2 separate regions of the Homo sapiens genome follow, and region 1 is linked to region 2. A link is a contact called in ENCODE Hi-C or POLR2A ChIA-PET data. All regions are on one chromosome and are shown on one strand. Each heading gives the region's core, a stretch centred on a gene start or an enhancer-like site at or near the end of the contact. The rest is flanking DNA. Distances are from core to core; before and after follow the strand shown.

What was found. Hi-C counts contacts between places; a loop is a spot of excess contacts on that map. ChIA-PET counts read pairs that join two places held with the same protein, here RNA polymerase II (POLR2A). Pooled maps may share reads with other maps.
Region 1: a pooled map shows a loop between it and region 2 (4-fold over the local background). The contact joins two enhancer-like sites. A Hi-C loop is called at or near these places in 4 of 37 single-sample maps with no recorded cell type and 3 of 50 pooled maps. POLR2A ChIA-PET finds 5 or more read pairs at or near these places in 2 of 52 experiments (Caco-2 and K562).

What each region holds. Positions count from the first base shown.
Region 1 is chrX:40,401,052-40,406,141 of GRCh38, reverse strand. No RefSeq gene overlaps it. Among named protein-coding and RNA genes, the nearest start is that of LINC03099, 140 kb to the right of the region's middle. Within about 2 kb of position 2,806, at least 2 of the 41 ENCODE cell types and tissues checked have a DNase peak (open chromatin) inside an H3K27ac peak, as active enhancers do.
Region 2 is chrX:40,169,262-40,174,188 of GRCh38, reverse strand. It overlaps a transcript of BCOR not described here. Among named protein-coding and RNA genes, the nearest start is that of BCOR, 74 kb to the right of the region's middle. RefSeq lists silencers at 2,020-2,099, 2,120-2,179 and enhancers at 3,905-4,104, 3,687-4,377, 4,378-4,927. Within about 2 kb of position 2,073, at least 31 of the 41 ENCODE cell types and tissues checked have a DNase peak (open chromatin) inside an H3K27ac peak, as active enhancers do.

The DNA of each region.
Region 1 (5,090 bases), core at 1,557-4,056, 230 kb before region 2:
GACCCACTCAGATAAGGGGAAGGAAGACAGGCCCCACTCCTCAATGAGAGGGATACCAATATCCCACTATAAGAAGAGCATGTGAGATGGAAGGTCTGATCGTGACCATTTTGGAAAATACAGTCTTCCATGGTGTCTTATGGCACCCAGCCCCTAAAAATATGTAGGTAGCAGAAGAAACAAAGCCTGAAATGTACGGAGCCAGGAGCTAATCTGTGGAAAATCTTCCTAGTCAAAATGGAAATTTGCTTCTGTCAGGAATAGACTCAATAATGCAGTGTATGCAATTAATAACACACCATATATTTTTATTTCTTTTCTGATGGGACTTGCACAAAAAAGGATTTATCAAAATTCATGTGTTTCATAGGGCACGAAACTGTAACAGTCCTACAAACACAAGTGGCATCTGTTTGAAAAGTGGCAAGTTTTATCCATCCAGTGTTTCAGATCGCATTTTAGCATATCTGACGCATCTTGTCCTGACAGAGTCCAGTGAATCCAGAAGGAAAAAGGGAATGCAAAATTGCTAATGTTGCTGCAAAACAGCCTGAAGAAACAAGTGCTCTAGTGTCAAAACTACACAGGCTTATCAACACATCAATGCATGTAGCATAAGAGTAATTTTTATTTTATTATTCAATTATGCAGCACTGCAGCACAATATATGCACCTTAATTTCATGCTAATTTCACACACACACACACACACACACACACACACATAAGAATTACTCATCATACCAAAATTCAAATAGGATAGGAAGGTAGAAGTATCTCAGTAGTAGTCAAAAATGTAAAGTAGAAGGAGACCCACAGTTACTTCAAAATGTCACTCTCTTAATACATCACAATGGAAGCTAATTACCAATGACAACTAGTGAATCTGAAAGAAACTTTACAACACTATCAATAATTTTATAAAAAGGAGATCAAGCACACTGGAGGAAAGACTGATCTTTCTATTGTCTCTATAGAAAACAATGTTTTAAAATTGTTATCACATGAAAAGGCGATCAAAGCGGCACAGCCCACCAGAGTAGAAAAAGGAATCACAAAAGTGTTTCAGACAATTAATTAGTAAAAACACTAGATATTTTTCTGGATTTTGTGAAGTTTGAAGTCTTTGTGAGCTTTTAAATTTCATAATTGTCATTTCTTTTCTCATTTAAACGTTCACCTTCATAGCAGGTTTTGTATTTGTAATTTTGTATTCATTTTTAAAAAGAGAGTCCCCCAAAATGTTTAGTCTTCAGATGCTGTTGTAACCATAATAAGTTCATTGCCCGATGCACACAGCAAGTCAGTGCTCTGAAACACCGGGTTGCAACAGCGAAAGAGGCTTAATTGTAGGGTTGCTGAATGAGGAGATGGAAGGGAAGCTCAAATCCATCTCCCTGTGGAATTGGGGGTTAGAATTCTTAAGGGTTTTGGAGTGGGCCAAAGTGTGGAGACGGTTGATTGGTGGAAGAGTGCAGAGTGAAGTCATGGGACCAGAAGGTGAAGAAACTCTGTTCTCGTGCTGATCTTGTTCCTCTGTGGGGGTCTTCAAACTGGTTGCGGGAATTCAAGGTCTGAAAACCATCGTAAGTCATCCTTAAACAAAAACCTTATGATTCTAATGTCAGAGATCCTGTCTGTAGGAATGATGGGAATGCAAATCAACTCTTAAACAGTCAGAAATCCTATCTACAGGACAAATGGTCAGTATCTAGTGCTGCAGGACTTTTAGCAACAAGGAAGTGGGCCAGAGTGCAGTCTAACTGATGCTTAATGATAACTATATTTCTGTCCAGAACCCGGCATGCAATTTTTGTCAACCTTGTGAGGACAGTTTCACCACTATTAGCCACAATCGGCTCCTGTGGTCTATTATAAATATATCCTGATCATAATAGATACCAGGCATATAGCAGTTTATAGGTGTGAGAAGACAGATCAGTGCCAATCACTTCAAACTAGTATCCTCTCCTTCATCTTCTTCTTTTTTCAGGGTCAAAGCACAGAACGGAGTTGTAAAAGCCTGTATTAGACTATGAGGGCTGCTGCAACGAGGTACCACACACTGGGAAGCTTAAACAACAGAAATTTATCTTCTCACAGTTCTTATGGCTGGAAATCCTAGATTGAGGTGTCACAGGGTTGGTTCCTTCTGAGGCCTCTGACCTTGGCCTGCATGTGGCCTTCTTATCATTGTGTCTTCACATGGTCTTTCCTTTGTGTACGTCTGTGTCCTCATCTCCTCTTTCTTTTGTTTTTGTTTTCGCTTTAGTTTTTGTTTTGTTTTTTAAGACTGCAGTCTCCAACTCCCTGCCTCAGCCTTCCGAGTAGCTGGGACTCTAGAAGCACACGATCATGCCCGGCTAATTTTTAAATTTTTTGTAGAGACAAGATCTTGCTATGTTGCCCAGACTGGTCTTGAACTCCTGGCCTCAAGCAATCCTGCAGCCTCAGCCTCCGAAAGTGGTGGGATTACAGGCGTGAGCCACCGTGCCTGGCCTCCTATTCTTATAAGGACACCAGACATAGTGGATCAGGGTCCAGTATAAAGACCTCATTTTAATTTAATCACATCTTTAAGGGTCCTGTCTCCAAATACAGTCACATTCTGAGATCCCAGGGCATAGGACTTGAACATCTGAATTGTGGTGGGGGACATGATTTAGCCAATAACAGGGCCCAAACCATAGATCTTCAGAAGGCAGAAGACAGCCCCAGCTTGCCCTGAACAATCTGCTCAGTTAGCGCTTCCAAGCTGCGTTCAGTTCTGAGTCATCAGGCAGTGTCATCAAAGGCCCCAAGCCTCCTTCAGATCAGCCAGTAATGCTAAGCAGTCCTGGCAAGGGGAACCCGAATCATGGCAGGAGAATTACAACCTTCAGCGGGAGAGGGAAAAGCCCTCAGCTCCTTAGCGCTGGCAGCAGAAACCCTTTTGGCTCTATTTTAAGAAACCTTCAAGCACGTGGGGCTTCCTCCCCAGAGAGGACACCCTGGCCTTGCATGGAGGCGTTTCTTGGCTCAGGGCAGGCTCAGGGTACCACCTCCGGTGCCACCTAAGCTATAGCCCCTCAAGCTCTGAGCCGCACTTCATCTGCATGGTCTCAACACCCGCCAGCCCTGCTCTGATTAAAGCGTTGCCAGCATTTCCACTCTACGATTTTGTTAATGTTTAACATCCACTGAGGTGGCCTCTATCCATGCTGAGCTGCCTGCCTGGGTGGTCCAAGTTATCTCCACCAGGACCAATTAGTTTGCTACCTTAGAGGTCTGGATATGATCTGGATCATTACTGGTCACCATTGGTGGTTGCAAGCAGGGGAAGTAGGGGGAGAGGGAGAGAGGAGGGAGCTCTTGGCCCTGGGTAAAGCTTGAGCAGCATCCTGGTCGCCCATAGAAAGCTGAGACGTATCAGCCAGCATTGTGACTCAGCTGTCATTTTGAGGAGTGAGTAGTATGTGCGCCCATCTCTGTGCTAGGAACTTGACATATGACCCCAATCTTCACAGCATCGTTGAGAGGTGAATATTATTATCCTCATTTTATACATAAAGCAAATGGAGCTCAGGGATGTTAAGTGACTTATCTAAGGTCACAGGGCTTGTTATGGCAGAGCCAGGATTCAAACTCCAGGCTTTACAGTAACAAAACCGACTTCAAGTGTTTTTTGTTTGTTTGTTTGTTTTTTGAGACGGAGTTTCACTCTTCTCGCCCAGGCTGGAGTGCATTGGTGTGACCTCGGCTCACTGCAACCTCTGCCTCACGGGTGCAGGCGATTCTCCTGCCTCAGCCTCCTGAGTAGCTGGGACTACAGGCGCCTGCCGCCACGCCCGGCTAATTTTGTATTTTTAGTAGAGATGGGGTTTTGCCATGTTGGCCAGGCCGGTTTCAAACTCCTGACCTCAGGTGATCCGCCCGCCTTGGCCTCCCAAAGTGCTAGGATTACAGGCATGAGCCACCACGCCCGGCCTCAGGTGTTTTTTCCATTAGCTCATGCAGCTTCTCACCAGTCCACTCCCACACAATGTCATCCGGAAAGGAATTGAGAAACTATTGAGTCTAATTCCTTTATTTTGCAGAAGAACATTATGGCACACACTGGAATGGCCACCCCTAAACCATTCACAGTCCTCTTTTCCTTTGTCTTCTACCATAGAAACTGGAAAGTTAAAATGCTCCTCTTCCTAGACTCCCATGCAGCTGGGCAGAGGACACATGTGTCTCAGTTCTGGTCAATGATCTATAAACGAAACTCACAAGTTTGGGGCTTCCAGGTAAAAGAGAACATTTCTCTTTTAAAATACCCTTTGTCCGCAGGGTGCCGTGGCTCACGCCTGTAATCCCAGCACTTTGAGAGGTCGAGGTGGGTGGATCACCTGAGGTCAGGAGTTCAAGACCAGCCTGGCCAACATGGCAAAACCCCATCTCTACTAAAAATACAAAAATTAGCCGGGCGTAGTGGCATATGCCTGTAGTGCCAGCTACTCAGGAGGCTGAGACAGTAGAACTGCTTGAACCTGGGAGGCGGAGGTTGCAGTGAGTTGAGATCATGCCACTGCACTGCAGCCTGAGTGACAGAGTGAGACTCTGTCTCAAAAAACAAACAAGCAAATAAACACCACCCTTTGTCTTCTGCACTCCTCTGTCTTCCTTCCTGAAATGCAGTTGCAATGCCTAGAAGTGCAGCAGCTTTCTTGCAGCCATGAGGATAAAAGCCCCATGTTGAGGATGGAAGATCAAGGAAATAGAAGGAGTCTGGGTCTTTAATGACAAGGCTAAATTGACACCAACCTGAATTTCTTGTTGGTTAGGTTTTCTGTTACTTGTGGCCAAATTTGATCTTAACTTATATGAGCATCCAGATAGCTTTCCCTGGGCCTGTGCTTTTACTGCAAGGCTTAGAATCCCAAAGACTAAAGAAGCCTTGAAAGAGCATCCTAGATGTCAAAGACATCATCCCAGGGTTGTCTCTTCTGGTCCTGCCCCCTCTATGCATTTTGCAGAGGATTTAGAGTGGGAGCGGAGACCTTGCTCCTGTGAATAGTCTCTGCATTCACTGCACATAAGTCCCTCTTGCTGAAAGGGTTGAAGGTT
Region 2 (4,927 bases), core at 824-3,323:
TTCAGTGATTAGGCAAACGCCGGTAGCCACTTAAGGCAAAGGCCATTTGCGTTGTGTTTGAAAAGGAAAAGGCAGCCTCACCTAATGAATTATGGGTGACCCTGGAGAGGCCAAGCAGGGGAGGCCGAGGCCTCCCTAGGCTCTTATTTGCCGCAACTCCTCCCCTTTTTGCCAGAGTCGCCATTTCAAAGGTAATGGGAAGCCTTTTGAAATTAGAAGTCTGACCGATTCTGTCTACAGAAGTGGTATTTGCATCTGTGCACCAGTAAAATGTGGCCCGCCAGCGGCCCAGGGACAAGGCCTGCCATACGCCAGCCCTGCACCAGTGTTAGACCAAAGTACATCCCAGAGGACATGGCTTTTGGCCAACTCCTCCGAGAACTGATTTAAAGAGGTGGCCTTCAGCCATCAAAAAAGGTGTCCTGGAAGAGTAGGCTGGAGGTCCTGGAAACCAGCGCTCTTCCCCAGGGCTGCAGGGAGAGAGTGGGTAATGGTGCCTGAGCCCTGACGGAACTTGCTATTAATCCAGTCTAAATGAGCACCATTAAAAAGGACTCTCCCTCCTATCCACCACCACACACACACAAGCCTTTATGGGACGGTCTAGTGGAGACCTAGACAGTTTGAGGGCATTTGGCCTTCACTTTTCAGTGGCCATACAATAGTGCCCTTTCCACCCTGCCAAGACCACTGGCTCCATGTAAACTTCCAGGAACTTTAACCCGGAACTTTGTACTCCCTACCCATCCAAAGGGAGTGCCAGATCATAGTAACAAACACACGTAGCATTGTACTGGAGGCAGCGTTCTAAGCACCTTATGTATGGAGGCATGTTATCCTCAGAACAACCCTACGAGGTAGATAATAGTATTGGTCTTATTTTACAGATGAGGACTCCGAGGTTTCGAACTGTTAAGCGGTTTGCCCAAAGCCGCACAGCTTGGGATAATAGGGCCTGGATTGACCAGAGGGAGAGATAGGGCCTGGATTGACCAGAGAGAGAAATAGGGCTGTGTTGCCTCTCTAGCGTTTTGTAATGAAAGTGATCTGTTTGGGGGTTGTTTCGAGAGGACTGCCTGGACCCCAACCTTCCAAAGGAAAATATGAAGAGACTAGAAGGCCCAACATTTGGCCTTTATTTTGCAAAAGAAAGTTCTGGAGAGTCGTACAGAGGCATCTTACTGTGGCTCCTCCGCGGCAAGGAAGGGGTCAGGGAAGGCAATGCAAAGGCCCCCCTGGCCCACCTAGCTGCATAGCATCCGGCGGTCACGTCCGCCGGAGGTGACTGGGGACTGGGGACAGCCGATTGCCGAGGAACTCCTTATCGCCCAGTGTCAGTGCTCCCGGGTGCCGGAGCTAAACGTCCGCCTGCGGGGGCGGCTAGTTCACACCAGTCCCCTGGCTCCCGACGCGCCCCCGGGCTTCTCCCGCGGAGCTGGCTAGATGCCCGGCGGCGGCTCCGAAGCTCCGGGCTCCCCGCCGCTTGTCCCGCCAGCCCGAGGCATGGAGCCCCACGGCCCAGGACTGGAGAGCCCAGTTCGTCAGTCCAGGTTGGGACTGCTGGTTCCGGGTTGCTCACGATCACTCTCCCCTCAACACCCGTCCGGCCAGGGCGCGCGCGCAGACACATAAACACACACGGCTTCCAAGCGCGCAGCCCGCCTCCCGGGCCTCCGCTTTTCCTTCCTCCTCCCCGCTCGGGCGCTTCGGAAGCCCGTGGCGGTTGTGTGCTGCGCCAGGGAAGAGTCCGGGTCGGGGAGACCGCGCTGCCCTCTTTCCCCCCAAGGTCTGCGCGCACGCTAGTATCCTTAGGAAGCACAGTCAGGCTTGTGGGTTCCCATCTTCCCGGGAAATGACGGCTGCTGGCGAGGACCTGTTCGCTCCGTGTTTCGCAATGGCCCGGGGATCAGAGGAGAGGACCGGGCGGTGGGGCCTGCGCGTGGATGAGGGTGGCGGTAAATCCCCTCTCCCGCGAAGGTGGCTGAGCCTCCGGCCACCGCTAGTAGTAGTCTACCCTGCTCGTCTTGCATTGGCCGCAGCTTGACTCCCCTGCGTGCCGCGGGTCGGTGTGGGTGTCCCCACTCCCTCAAGCCTTTACTTTCAGCTCGCGAAACCCCATGGATCCGCGGCTGGGCTGGGCAGCGCAGACGCCCAGCTGCCCTCGCCAACCCCAGGCCCAGAGGGGGCCAGGCTGGCCTGGGGGCTGGGCGGCCCGGCTGCACTTGCCGGCGTTGAGAGAGGCTCTGTGAGCCGGAGCCGGCCGCCGAGCCGAGGGAGAGAGCGCATCAGCCCGCGCGCCTTAAGGCAGAACACACGCCTTTCCCGGAACCTTGAAACCCAGGGGAGCCGCTGCCATCTTCGCGTGACGAGCAGCGAGACGCCGGTGATTAAGTGTTTCTTTCCGGCTCCCTCTCCGGGTTGCGGCTCTCCTCCTTTCCACAGGGCTGGAAGAATAAAAACCTGGGGAAAAACCACACACAACTGCGCTCTGGTCTCGCTCGCCATGTCCGCACTGGTTTCTTAGGGTGCGCCCACGCGGGGCACCCCCTGCTCCCCTACTCCACGCCTGGCCGGGGTCGAGGGCTGCGTGCCTCGGTTTCCATCCGCTCTAGCGCAAATCTCGGAGTTTAATGGGGAGGGGGCACACATTGCTGAAGCCACCCGACCCCCATTCTCCTTACGCCCCCCCCCCATGGGGATTAAACCTAAACACATGAATCCCCCACCCATACCCGGGACTAATCCAGCCGCGCCTCCTGGGATTAACTCGGCTCACAGGTCCATAAAACACTTCCGGCGCGGCCAGAGGGTCTGTCTGCAGAAACACTTTAAAATTGTCCTCCCGGGCCTGGAGTCGGAATTGACTGGGTGGAGGGAAGTGAGTAAACAGACAGTTGTAAGAGACAATCCGTGAGGTTTGCAGGCTGTGAAAAGAGCTGCTTAAAATATGGGCTGTCGGGGTTGCCTCCAGCAGGAGGGTGGCCCGGGTCCTAGCAGACAGATCCAAGAAAAGGATGCAATATATTCTAAATGACATTGACCTGGAGGAAGGAGGGTGTAGGCAGGAGCAGGCTGGCTTCACATGGCTTCTGGCTCCAGTTCAGTGAGGAAGACTAGCTTCCAGAAATTTGTGGGGGCGAGTGGCCAGTCTCTTCATGTGTAAAATCAGAACAGTAACACCTACTCTGTCCCCCTCGGATGGGTTTCTGAGGACCAAAATGTGAAGGCACTTTGTAAATGCGGCTCAACCCTTCTGCTTCACTGTGGTTAATGTTCAGTCTCTCTTAGGTAGAAAAACCAGTGACTTGCTGATTAGAAAACAAAGTAGAAATCAGCCCTTTCTCAAATCTACGCAACAATGTTCGAGATAAAGGGAACCCAAAAGCAACCTAATATTTTGAACCTCCTTTTACATCATTTCGAGATAAGTTTCTGAAGTAATGAGAGAATCTTTGGAATGTTCTAAGAAAATCTGTCAAAAACTGGAGGTTAATGGGGAAGAAAGGGAGGCTTTAAATTGGGTCAAATCACATTTTAAGAAGGCTGGGCGCGGTGGCTCACGCTTGTAATCCTAGCACTTTGGGAGGCGAGATGGGTGGATCACGTGAGGTCAGGAGTTCGAGACCAGCCTGGCCAACATGGCGAAACCCCGTCTCTAGTAAAAATACAAAAAATTAGCCGGGCAAGGTGGCGGGCGCCTGTAATCCCAGCTACTGGGGAGGCTGAGGCAGAATTGCTTGAACCCGGTAGGCAGAGGTTGCAGTGAGCCGAGATCGTGCCACTTCACTCCAGCCTGGGCAAAAGAGCGAAACTCCGTCTCAAAAAAAAAAAAACCAAAACCAAAACAAAACCGGAAGAAGAATATAAATTTATAGTAGCTTCCTGGCTATATCCCCTTCTGTTAGTCTGCAGAAGAGATGCCCGTTGGTAGCCATTCCCCCAGCCCCAGGACCGAAGGACGTCTTGACTCAGGCTTGGTCTGCTAGGTGCAAGGTGTTGTTGGCGTCTGGGGTGGGGACAGTGAAGAAAGGCGATCATTTTGCTTTAAATGAACATCAGAAGACCCAGGCCTGCTACTGCGTCTTGAAGGCCTGGAGTTGTTAAAACTCTGTGGGAGGGGGTGCCTCGTGACCTCCTTCCTCGCAGATGGGCTCAGGCAGCGTGACCGGCCCCAGGTGGTGCCCAGGCGCGCTGGGGATGGAGGCCCAGGCTGCGCGTTCACCCTGCCTCGCAGATAGCGAGTAGGGGCCTCCGGCTGGACCGCCCACCGGCCTTACTCTCCCTTCCCTGGCCTTGGGGCCTTGGACCAGGGTTAACCCTGGTCCCGTCTCCACCTCATTGCCCCCCGTGCAGCGCCGTCCCCGCCCTGGCTCCCGGCCCAGATCCCGAGGCCTCCCTCGCCCAGCAGTCTCGGTTCTTCCCCCTCGTGATTCATTTAGCAGCGGTGCAGAAAGCCTGTTTACCTCCGCAGCCCTGGGCGACTCGATCTGCGTAAAAAGCCCCAACGCCAGCTCCGACCAGTAGGGGGGGGATTGTCCTATAGATTATTTCTCCTCCTGGTTTTTGTTTTTGTTTTTTTTTAAACCAGAAGGCTTGGTTGAAGAGGGGGTGGGGTGGCGTGTTGCTGCTGTTTTTTAAAACACCGTATTTGAAAGAGAAACAAAAGCCACACAAAAGCCGTTTAGGAGGTACCAAGACTGTTTTTACATATAAAAAGTGCAGCGAATACCAAGGGGCCCCCAACAGTGATAAACTAAATGGTTGGCCGATTTCGACAATTAACAGTTAATCTGTTATCTGCGATCAGCAAACAAGTTTTGAGGCTCGAAGGACACCGAATTCCTGTTCCAGTCGATAGCGTTGTACTCGAATCTGTTGAGCACATCAGATGCTCCCTGTTTCTCCTAGAGCGAATCCAGCTTTAGCA